Linked DNA regions of Homo sapiens: region 1 is linked to region 2. A link is a contact called in ENCODE Hi-C or POLR2A ChIA-PET data. All regions are on one chromosome and are shown on one strand. The core of a region is the stretch at or near the end of the contact, and the rest is flanking DNA. Distances in the headings are between cores, read along the strand shown.

The links. A loop is a pair of places that touch in the nucleus more often than their neighbours do. ChIA-PET counts read pairs that join two places held with the same protein, here RNA polymerase II (POLR2A). Pooled maps may share reads with other maps.
Region 1: a map of B cell shows a loop between it and region 2 (5-fold over the local background). The contact joins the promoter of MRPL9 here to the promoter of RIIAD1 in region 2. A Hi-C loop is called at or near these places in 4 of 168 maps with a recorded cell type or tissue (B cell, naive thymus-derived CD4-positive, alpha-beta T cell and natural killer cell), 7 of 37 single-sample maps with no recorded cell type and 12 of 50 pooled maps. POLR2A ChIA-PET finds 5 or more read pairs at or near these places in 11 of 52 experiments (CD4-positive, alpha-beta T cell, H1, HEK293T and 7 more).

The regions. Positions count from the first base shown.
Region 1 is chr1:151,759,414-151,765,812 of GRCh38, forward strand. MRPL9 (mitochondrial ribosomal protein L9) reads right to left here and starts at 4,083. Exons shown (of 7, transcript NM_031420.4): 1 at 3,914-4,083; 2 at 3,577-3,733; 3 at 2,963-3,087; 4 at 2,692-2,742; 5 at 2,038-2,139; 6 at 1,403-1,486; 7 at 234-768. The coding sequence starts at 4,066. The coding sequence ends at 637. It also overlaps a transcript of OAZ3 not described here. RefSeq lists an enhancer at 3,854-4,233.
Region 2 is chr1:151,719,573-151,725,441 of GRCh38, forward strand. RIIAD1 (regulatory subunit of type II PKA R-subunit domain containing 1) reads left to right here and starts at 1,950. Exons shown (of 5, transcript NM_001144956.3): 1 at 1,950-2,048; 2 at 2,514-2,590. The coding sequence starts at 1,965. RefSeq lists a silencer at 1,835-1,904.

The DNA of each region.
Region 1 (6,399 bases), core at 2,833-5,332, 42 kb after region 2:
AATCCATTGTGCTTATTCACATTGATGACTACATCAATGTATCTAAGAAGAGTAAGTGTTAAGACCAAACACATCATCAACTTGTTCAGCACAATTTGTTCATACCACAGTAACTGTGGGATGCAGTCTAAGATATTCTCTTCTTTCCTTTTTAGCAGCAAACCTCTGTGACTCAAGGAAATCTCAGTTGGATGTCCTGTCTCATCTACTCAAGACCAGTAAGCAACACTTACTTAAAAAGAACATATTCTCTTTATTTCTGCTTGGGATACAAATGTTCAGTTTGGATGATGAGAATGAGGCAAGTACTGGAGACAATGGCTGGCTCTCCTGTTTGTCCCAATAAACTCCAATGGAGGAAGAAGCTAAACAGGTTTTGGATGGTTTCGGTCTACTGCATCTAGCTTATCAAATCTACAGCCTGGTACTTCTGGAACAGGACTTCCCTGCCCCAGTGATGACAGTTAAAGATGGCAAAAATGAAGAATTCAACATGTATACGCAGTGCAGTCTGATGTCTTCAGATGTTCTCTAAAATTCTGTATTTGGTCAGAGCTGGGAGTGAGATCAGGGTGCTTGCACATTTCTGCTCCACTGCTCCCGATTCTGCTTTGCTGCCTTGGAGGGAGAGTAGATTTAGATCTGGGGGCTGGTGGGGGCCATAGCCTTGGCAGCTTGCTGGGCTAACCAGTACTTATATCTTTTGGTCTTGGGCTTCTCAAAGTTCACGACAGACATAGGCACTCTCACAGTATCAAGCCCATTTACCTGCACACAAAACAATGGGAATTCTCAGAGATCAGTCAGGTAAGTAAGATTTAGCACCACCTAATCCCAGCTTTTCACCCTGACTTTTCTCCCAGTCAGAAAAAGGAGAGCTAGGGCTGGGCACAGTGGCTTATGCCTGTAATCCCAGCACTTTGGGAGGCTGAGGCAGGTGGATCACCTGAGGTCAGGAGTTTGAGACCAGCCTGGCCAACATGGGGAAACCCTGTCTCTACTAAAATACAAAAATTAGCCAGGCACGGTGGCGTGTGCCTGTAATCCCAGCTACTAGGGGGACTGAGGCAGAAGGATCGCTTGAACCTGGGAGGTGGAGGTTGCAGTGAGCTGAGATCGTGCCACTGCACTCCAGTCTGGGCAACAGAGTGAGACTCCAGCTCAAAAAAAAAAAAAAAAAAAAAAAAATTAGAAAAAAGGGAGAGGTAGGTGCTAGGTGCGGTGGCTAACGCCTGTAGTCCTAGCTACTTGGGAGGCTGAGGTGGGAGGATCGCTTGAACCCAGGAGTTTGAATCCAGCCTGGGCAATGAAACAAAACCCTGTCTTTAAGAGAAAGGAAAAAAAGGAAAAAGTGGGGGAAAAGGAGAAAGAAAAGAAAAAAGAAAGTATGCAAAACACTCACCGTCACCTCACACCAATACTCGCCCCACCGTGTGATAGGCTCTTCTGGTAACTTTAATGTATGTGGGGCAACCACAACACCAAGCTGCAAAAAAAAAAAAAAAAAAAAAAATCTCAGCTCAAATGAACTCTGTTTTCATGACTGCCACTCTAGGGAACCTCATAAAGAGGGTTACAGGATTCCCTGCACAGGGATGAATAAAACTGGGGTGTCTACTCTGGCTGATTCCATGGGAGAGAAGGGCATACACCTTCATAGACGGTAGTAGAGAAATTCAATTCTGATTTCTCAGAAAGGGAGGTAGATTCACAAAGAGAAACAGGGCTTGAGGCCAAAACCACTTCATCCACAAAAGTAACAATTCTCCAGTGAGTCACAAATCCCCAGCATTTCCCTAGGTAGACAGGAAATAAATGGAAACCACCACCTTTTCCTATCAGTCTTCAAATTCTATGTGACCATCCTTAGTCCTTAGCCATTTCCTTCCCATATTCCTGCAAACTAACCAAGAATACTTTCCTTAACTACAACTGGATGATCACACCCCTTCCTAACAAAGGGATCAATCCCAGGCCTCCTTTCCAGAGGCAGCTTCCACCTCAGGGGTAGAGTGGTTTTTGGGAACACTCACTCACATTCTTAAAGAAGTGGCGGGCAACTATTTCAGGGTTCAGCTCCCATTTGACATTGTTCTTCATCCCTACCTCCAGGCGACAGCTTTTTAGAAATTTCACTGTCTGAAAGGAATTATGAGTTTGAGTCAAAGGAGAGGAAACATGTCAGGGTCACAGGGTATGCAAGCCAAGCAAGATGGCTCATGCCTGTAATCCCAGCACTTTGGGAGGCCAAGGTGGGTCTCCCAAAGTGGGTCACTTCAGCCCAGGAGTTTGAAACCAGCCTGGCCAACATGGCGAAACCCTGTCTCTACCAAAAATACAACAGTTAGCCGGGCATGGTGGCGGGTGCCTGTACTGATTATCTTCTCATGTGTCCATGTTCTCTCCAACTTGTACGTAAATATCCTTGAAGGCAGAGCCCTCATCTCAGACTATTCCATGGGTTCCCTGATTCCCAGATTGGGACCTCCCTTGGTACTTTAAGGCACTTCACCCAACACATCAGGGATCTCCCAAGAGGTCTCCATACCTGTTTTGTGGGGCAGCCACAACACTTCCCCTTTCTCCCACTCTTGGGTCTGCAATCAGGAGACCTCAAGGGAATCAGGGAGACTCTCAGGGTGAGGTTGGTAAGTCTTGTGACAAATAAACACTTTTTATGTTTCTACTCACCGCCTCACCTGCCTTGGTCTGGATCTTCTCTAATTTTCCTTCTTGTCTCAGCTAGAAAAGAAAGTTAAAGATGAAAAGCAGTAAAAGAAAAATGAGCCCATGTTAAATAGCATCAAACTATTCCTATGTTGGACATTGGCTGGGCTTCTGCATTCCTGTTCTTCTAGTTCCTATTTCATTTTCAAGTTAAGTTAAATGTCAAAGGGAAGGAAGCTGCAAGAGAAAAGAAGTTTTATCTCCCCAAGTCTCTCTGTCCTTCCTTTGAGCTCACCAATTTCTCCTCTTCAAACAGCTTCTTGTTTTCAGGGGATGCATATACAGCCAGTCCCTGAGGAAGGAGTCGATTCCGGCCTAAAGATTTCTTCACTGAGACCAGGTCACCCCGGACTCCAACATCTGTCAATTAGAACAGAGACAGGGGAATTAGAACCATCTAGGAGTCCCTAAAGAAAAGATGTCAAAAAGAGAAGCACCTCTTAGTTTCTCACAGTGCTTATTTTTCCTAAAAGAAATGCTAATTCATATTCACTAGGAACAAGATTTAAGAGACTGCTAATTAGTTTCTTTAGAACTTGATGTATAAATTTAATATCCCCTGTATAGAGGGAGTTGTCGTCCCATGGAGGATTTCAGTATCTGTGGCACAAATTGTCAGGCTCCTCTCCCCACACACTGTTAATGATGTTGCTGCCTTTATGTTTTAATTTTCAATGCTGGAGGCCAGTGTCACAATCACAATAGTTTTTATGGCTTCCTCTTCTCACATATAGAGTTGGATTGTTTCCACAAAGAAAAAGCAAGGCAAATAGTTGAGGGGGACGGGCTAGAAAAAGCTGATGCCAAACCGGACCAGCCTGAGAGGAAGCGCCTCGGCCCGGGCCTTACTCTCCACCGACTGCGTCAGGATGAGCTCCAGGTTTTCTTTGGGCCGATGCTTCGTGTCCTCCACCAGCTTATAGACGCGATGTCGCCGGTGCAGGCGCGGCTTCCGGCCCTCCCCGGCCAGCGGTACCTTCCACCAGCGCTCCACGATGACCGTGCCCTGGCGGCCAGGAAAGCGACGGTAAGCTAGTCTCCACAAGGAACACCCTCTCCCTCCACCACGGCCGCCAGCCCCTCAAGGAAAGCCCGCCACCCCCACATCGGCCCCCTCCAGGTCCCAGTGCGCCTCCAGAAACAATACTCGAGCGTATCTACCCCCTACCCCAGACTCAGCCCTCACCCGATTTTGAGAAAGGCTGAAGTTGCAGGCCAGGTCAGGGGCGTTCCCTTCATGTCGCGGCCGCAGTAGCTCCTGGACGCCTCCCCGAAGCAGCCGTCCAGCGCCCGCCCGCAGCAGAGCTCTGCCCGGGGCCGTGACAACGGGCGCCGCCATGTTCACAGGCACAGAATGAGACCTGAGGGAGGACCCCGGCGTCGGCGGCAGGAAAGGCCCCCGCCAGTGCTGCCTGCGGCGCGCCGGTACGGCTGAGCGAAAGTATGGGGAGCGGGCCGGGGAACAGATGGCACCGCGGCTTGCCTATTTTTGCTTTTTGGCAGAGGTGACGGACGCCTAGAATTACTGACTGATAATGGAATGAGTGTTAGGTGGACTGACGCCGGAAAAGACGCTCTTCCTCTTGAAAGTGTGGGCTTTGCTGTAGCTCCAGTTGCTGGGCTAACTTTTAATTCTAACGTTCTGTGATGACTGGATACTGACCGGAGAATGAATGATGCTCTCACTTTTCCTTACTTCAAATCTACCTAAAAGTGGTAAAGGATGGGATCCCTTGGAAAACTCTGCCAGCTCCAGGAGGAGCCTGACCCTTAATCATTATACTGCAGTATTTAAGCTAATAAAGGAGAATTCTAAATCACAAGCTATGTAAACCGTAGAAAAAAAAGCAACTATGGTAAGGCCGCGACAGTTCCCTCTGGGGAGGGTCTCAGTACTGGACAGAAGACCATAAAAACTGGATGAAAGAAGGTCCATTTGGCAGAGATTATGGAAAGACTGGCCCTTAAACATACTGACCAGTCCTCCTTCCTCCTAAATACACTACTTGGCCTCCTGGACACCGGTCTTCTTCAGTCTCGTTTGCTGATTTCTCCTTTTCTCCCCGCTTCTTAGAATGCCCTCGGGACTCCGTTTTTGAACCTTTACTCTTCTCAGTATACACTCACTGTTGATCTCATCCAGTCTCGTGGCTTACAATACCATTTATAAGCCAATGACTCCCAAATTTCTAGTTCCATCCTAGACATCTCCCAAACTCGTCTCAAATATTCAACTGTTTATTCGTCATTTTCCTCTTACGTATCCAAAGGACACCTCAAAGTTAACTGTCCCAAACTAATTTATTTATTCCCCCCTCGCCCCCAAAACTGCCCCATCTGCAGCCTTTTTCCTCTCAGTTGACAGAAACTCCATTCTTTCCATTCTAACTCTTTTCTCTCATACTCCATCAGGAAATCCTGTGGGTTCTACCTTTAAATTACAGATAGTCCCTGACTTGGATTTACAATTTTTGAGTTTGTGATGGTGTGAAAGTGATGTGCACTCAGTAGGACATCAATAAGTTACATGAAATATTCAACACTTTATTATAAAATAGGCTTTGTGTTAGATGATTTTACCCAACTGTCGGATAAGTTGTCTGAGCATGTTTAAGATAGGCTAGGCTAAGCTATGGTGTTTGGTAGGTGTATTATATGCATTTTCAACTTATGATACTTTCAACATACGATGGGTTTATCAGGACATAACCCTATTTTAAGTCAAGGAGCACTTGTATTTCCAGAATCCAGCCACTTGTCACCACCTCCAATGCTCTACCTTGGAATAAGACACTACTTTCTCCTGGATTACTGCAATAGTCCCCTAAAAGATATCCCTTAATTCTCTACAGTTTATAATTCTATGTAGCTTATTTATAGCAGCCAGAATGATCTTTTTAAAGCATAAGTCAGATCATGTCATTCTTCCACCCAAAACTTTGTAATGACTTCCTCCTTTACTCAAGGTAAAAGAAAAAGGCCATCAGATGGTCTACAAGGCCATACATACTCTGACCCCATTAGCTCCTCTCTAATTTACACTGCTCCACCCACAGTGGCCTCCTTGTTTCTTGAAAACACCAGGCACGTTTCCTGCTCAGGGCTTTTGCACTGGCTGCTTTTGCGTTGGATGCTCTTATCCTCAGATGCTGGCTTGGTTAACAACCTCACATCCTCCAAGTGTTTAATTAAATGTCAGTTTTTTTCAGTGAGAGATCACCCTATTTCTTACTGTAACCCTGACCCATCCCCTTCACATTCCTTATCTTCCTTTATCTTGCTCTATTCCCCCCACCCCATAGCAGTTACCTTCTAACATACTAAACAATTTACTATGTTTATTTTCTAGGTTTGTCCTCTCACTTTTAGAAGATACGTTCCATAGGGCAGGGATTTGTTTTGTTCACTGATGTATCATCTCAAGCACCTAGAATAGTGCCTGGCTAATAGTAGACCCTCAATAAATATTTGTTGAATGGATAAATATGCAGAGGTCTCAAAGTGGCAGTCCCAGAACCAAATTTTGCTTACAATGTTGTTTTTTTATCAACAATTTTTTAGTAGTTGATTTTTTTTTTTTTTTGAGTTGGAGTCTCGCTATGTTGCCCAGGCTGGAGTGCAGTGGCACGATCTCAGCTCACTGCAAGCTCCGCCTCCTGGGTTCACGCCATT
Region 2 (5,869 bases), core at 700-3,199:
CTGGCTTCCCTGATTGAATACAGAGTGAAGACATCTGCAGCAGAATTTATGAGAGTGCACAAAGAATTGATTCTATAACCTTCCTGCCCTCAAGTGGCTTCCACCTCAAGTGGAAGGTAAGACAGGCCAACACAATACATAATAGTGAGTACTGAGACGCTGTTAAAAAAACAAAAAGTAGCCCCTCTCATACATGGGCATTTGGGTCATAGGATGTGATCAGTGAAGAAAGGCTTGATTGATTATCAAAGCACAAGAAGATCACAGATTGGCAGACGGAGGGTATCAATCATTTCCTACTTGGAGGTGGGGAGGTAGAGAACACTGTGCATGCCTGTGTGTGTTTGAGTGTGTAGGTTTGCTGGTCCAGGCTCTGGCATTGTCTAATATAATACAAGCCACATATATGGTTTAAAAATGTCTAGTAGCCATATATAAAAGCAAAAAGAAACAAGAGAAATTACTTTTAATAATAAATGTTATTTAACCTGATATATCCAAAATACTATTTCAACATGTAAATCAATTACATGTTATTAATGAGATTTTTTTCATACCAAGCCTTCAAAATCCTGTGTGTATTTTATATTTGCTGCACATTTAACACCTACAGCCACTTTTCAAGTGTTCAAGAGCCACAGGTGGCTTGTGGTGACTGTACTGGCTGGCACAGCTCTGGAGGTGCCACCACCAGCTTCTCTGGAGGGAGTATGGGGAGAAAAGACAGATCTTGGCCAAGAGGAACCATTATCTCTGGTTAACCTCTTGCTCCTGCCGGGAAAAAAAAAATCACTTCTGACAGATGGCAGCTTATCTCTCTCTCACTCTATTAACTCTCTCTCTTAAAAAAAGACAATCAACCAAAATGATCACTAACCAAGATGGGGTTCCTGGGAAGTGGCTTGTAGCCCACTACCTAATTTACTTCTTGTGGTTTTCCCTGGCTTGGGAACTGCCAACACTTTCACTTCTTTTCCTCAGTCTTTGCTGGAAAGGACAGAAGCAGACCAATGATAACCCCTCCACGGCCAGGGCCTAATGCTGAGCTTGTTTCTCATGGTATTTTCTTGCTCCTTAGGGCAGTTGTTCACAAATCTGAAAAGACAGCCTCCCTTTTTTCTCCTGCTTCTCAGAAGGCCTCTGCTGAGCACGATCTCTGTGGGGGTAGGAGCTCGGCATGTGTGTATTGACAGACAGGCTCATGCCCTTTCTCGTGGCTATTTTCAGCTCTCTGGCTTTATGTTTCACTTTCTCTTCTTAATTAGATACTAGAAGAACAAATCTTGAAGACCAAATTCCCTTTCTCCTCCCGTATTCAGTTGGGAGTGGAATAAAATAATTTAGAATTTATGAGGAGCCCAGGGTGAAGAGAAAGTTAATCTACACAAAAAAGTCAGTCCAAGAGGGGGAAATTCTGGCAGAATGTCCCCCAGGTCCTTTCCAGCATCTTTAGTCGGACAGAACGTTCCTTCCTTTGCAGAACTCAGCTCACTCTATGTTCTGGGGTGCTTCCACGTTGTTTGAAGAATCCACGGCTCCAGTGTCGAATGTGTACCGGACAGAGGGACGGGTTGGCTTCTGGGACAGTGGAAAGGGAAGAAGCTTGGGTTCTCTTTCCCCAGTACTAGGCTTCCTCTAGCTTCTGTCCAAGTGAGGGAGTCTGGAAGCAGATTCGGGGAGACCTTTTTTCCTGTTTTACTCTAGAGCTAACAAAAAAACCCTGAAGTTGGGTGGGGTCAAAAAGGGCTCATTCCACATACAATTAAGTCCAGAAATCAGTCCCCCAATCCGGGAAAGGCGATCCTTTAGAGACCCACCCCCCAAGCCCCCGCCCCGGAGCTCACCCCTCAGTTCCCTCAGCCCCTAGCCCCTGCTTCGCTGAAGGGGCCGGGCTTGGGGGCAGGGCGGGGCCGGGGGCGGGGCCTCGCCGGCTCGCGGCCGGTCGCCTTGACGACCGCAGCAAGATGGAGACGCTGCCAGGCTTGCTGCAGCGGCCCGACCCCGGGGCGCTTAGCGCAGCGCAGCTGGAGCAGCTGCGAAAATTCAAGGTGGGTGCGCCCGCGCCCCCATCCAGCGTCCACCAAAGTGTAGCTGCCCCAGGACTGGGGCCCCAGACTGGGAAGAGAGCCGCCGAGAGAAGGGGAGCGGGAGCCTGTTCCCTGATAAAGTGGGGAGGGCGCAGGGGAGACCCCCGGCGGACCTCTAGGCGTCTGATCCCAGCACAGAGCGCGACGGGCATCTGAGAGTGCAGGAAGAACTAACTCAGGGACTCGGCCAGAGAAATGGGCCGAAATTACTGCCAGACACATCCGACCTTAGTAAAGGCCCCTCATCCTGAACAAGCGGCAGAATGATATTTTATCTGTAAGAAGATGGGTGGCTTAAACTTTCAAGCATCCTGGGGAAAGACTTGGGTTAAATGCGCACGCCGTTTCCCGCAGCCCTTCACATCTCCAGGGCTGAACCCTGAATCTGTCTCCTAATGGAAGTGACCCTTTGTTCTTGCCCCCCAGATTCAGACTCGGATTGCTAACGAAAAGTACCTAAGGACCCACAAAGAAGTAGAGTGGCTCATAAGTGGTTTCTTCAGGTAGGTGGTTTTCCAGGCTCTGGGATTTGTGGCACGCAGGGTTTTCTTCGTTATCTCTAGAGGTTTCCTTCAGTTATCTCTAAATTCTTAAAAATATGTCTATTCATTTACTTTAACCATAAGGATAAATACATACCTTATGACACTTGGAAGAGGGAATTTGGCGTTGCGAAACCCAACAGCCATCCACTGGGTGTAGAACACTATTCTCAACCATAGGAGCTTAACAAAATCACTAGTTGAACTTAAAACAAAAATCAGTTGTCTGGTTGGCCCTTCCCTACTTGAAAACATTACTGTAGAAAAATTCCAAGGGTTGGAAGCCACTCTTTTCTTGGGGAAGAGAAGACAATTTACCAGCGTATCCTGGAATATGTTCTTTCCTTCCCCCACCCTCCTTTCAGCCTGGCATTTGCTTGAATGGAAACATATCCTAATGGGATGAAGAAGGAGAATTAAAAAAATAAATCACGGAGCATCAGTGGATGAAAACAATAGAGCTATCTCAAATGCTGTTTGGTTATAGACAAATAGACAAGGTTTAAATAATTATAATGGCACCCATCTCCAGGCATTGTGCTGTTCCCCTACATTAGCACTTACCACACTGTATTGTAATTGAGCTGTCAATCTTCTGTTACTGGTCCAAAGCTCCGAGCTTGTGGAGTGTGTTTGTGTTCTCAGTGCCCACGCAGTGTGTGGCATCTTGGAACACTTTTGCTGATCCTCCCAGCACCTCCACAAAAGACAGGTGATTGTCATTTTTATTTTATAAGTGAGAAAATTTAAGCTTAGAAAGGTGAAGTACCTTCCCAAAGTTGCTGAACCAGGATTCAAACCCCTGGTTTTCCCACTGTATTGTGCTGTAAGCAGTCGGTCCCCATTTCCCCTCTGGACTGTGTGCTTATAGCCAGAGGTGGGCCCTCCCTTGTCTTCTCAAAAGTTGGCGAGGTCAGGCAAGGTGGCTCATGCCTGTAATCCCAGCACTTTGGGAGGCCGAGGCGGGTGGATCACCTGAGGTCGGGAGTTCGAGACCAGCCTGACCAACATGGTGAAACCCCGTCTCTACTAAAAATACAAAATTAGCCAGGCGTGGTGGCACATGCCTGTAATCCCAGCTACTTGAGAGGCTGAGGCAGGAGAATCGCTTGAACCCAGGAGGCAAAGGTTGCAGTGAGCTGGGATTGCTCCATTGCACTCTAGCCTGGGCAACAAGAGCAAAACTCCATCGCAAACAAACAAAAAAAAGTTGGCCAGGCAGATGCGTTGGCTCACGCCTGTGATCCCAGCACTTTGGGAGGCTGAGAGGGGTGGATCACTTGAGGCCAGGAGTTCGAGACCTGCCTGGCCAACATGAGGAAACCCTGTCTCTACTAAAAATACAAAAATTAGTCAGGCGTGGTGGCACGTGCCTGTAATCCCAGCTACCTGGGAGACTGAGGCAGGAGAATCGCTTAAACCTGGGAGGCAGAGGTTGCAGTGAGCCGAGATTGCGCCACTGCACTCCAGCCTGGGCGACAGAGCAAGATTCTATCTCATGAAATAAAAATTAAAAAAACTCACTATTCATATTATAGACGTTTCTCCAAGTGGCAACAAATTCTCAGAGGGCAGATAGGGGAAGGAAACAGAGAAAACTGAAACCTATCCAGTTATGAAGGTTGGCCAGGGATAAGCCTTGGGCAAAAGAGAGTTTAGGGATCCTCTGTCAATATCAGACCTGAGGATCAGGCCGTCACCTTTTGCAACTTTTCTTCTAAAGGGAAATAAGATGATATCGTTCCTATCCTGGGGAGCTTGCTCTCCAAGTTAGTAGTAGTTCCAGCAGAGAGATTGGGGATAGAAGTTAAAAGCTGAAACTAAATCAACATTTGCATTGCTCACAAACAACAGGATTAGAATGCTTGGGGTTGATGAATAAGAATGAGTTGTTTCAGTCACCTGTCAGAGATGGCCTTGATTCTCTCTTTGTCCAGGAACAGTTTCCAGGAGCAGCCTGGGTATCTGAGACTGGCTGCTGTGGGAACAGCCCCAGATACTTCCTTTCCTTTCTTACCATGTTCCTGTCAAGGCCAGGTAGGCCACCAGGTTTTTCTTTTTGCTGTCCCTAAAGCTACTCTACCTGAAATTCTTCTGACCTCTTTTCCTGGGTGGAGCTTGCAGAGGGTTTAGTGTTTGAAGTTTTAGGGTTTACTTTTGTTTGTTTGGTGTCATTGTTCCCTTTGATTGGTACCGGGATGAACCAGAATCAGCTTCTGTCCCTGCTGGCCACCTCACATGGTCCTTCCTATGAGAAAAGAAGAAGGGAGAAGTGAGGGCAGAGTCCTGAGCACCGTGCCTGTCCTTGTCTGTTCTGCAGATATCTGCTGTTGATACATTCCAAGCCAAAAGAAGCTCTGAAGGGTTCTTTCTGGGAAGCAAACTCCCCACTTGGGTTTTTTAGATCCTAATGATTTATGGCCATTCAGCCACAATTCTCCAGCCTATATTGGTAAATACAGCGTACCAAACTCTTAACACCTTGAGTTTTGGACCTGAAAAATGGAAAGAGTAGGAATCTGACTTATTTTAAGGTACACAGAAACCTCAGGTTTTGTGCTGCAGATATGATAGATAGCCAGGTATGAAATTGTAGAAAGTATTTTTTTTTTTTTTGAGACGGAGTCTCGCTCTGTCGCTTAGGCTGGAGTGCAGTGGTGCGATCTCAGCTCACTGCAACCTCCGCCTCCCGTATTCACGCCATTCTCCTGCCTCAGCCTCCTGAGTAGCTAGGACTATAGGCACCCGCCACCACGCCCGGCTAATTATTTTGCATTTTTTTTTTTTTAGTAGAGACGGGGTTTCACTGCGTTAGCCAGGATGGTCTTGATCTCCTGACCTCATGATCCACCTGCCTGGGCCTCCCAAAGTGCTGGGATTACAGGCATGAGCCACCGCACCTCGCCTTTTTTTTTTTTTTTTTTTTGGAGACGAAGTCTCCCACTGTCATCTGGGCTGGAGTGCAGTGGCGCAATATCGGCTCACTGCAGCCTCCACCTCCTGAGTTCAAGCTATTCTCCTGCCTCCACCTCCCAAGTAGCTGGGATTACAGGTGCCTGCCACCAGGCCCGGCTAATTTTTTGTATTTTTAGTAGAGATGGGGTTTCACTATGTTGGCCAGGCTGGTCTCAAACTCCTGTCCTCGTGATCTGCCTGCCTCGGCCTCCCAAAGTGCTGGGATTACAAATACAGCAGTAATCATGTCCTTCCTTGGCTGGAAAAATCTTCAGTAGTTCCACA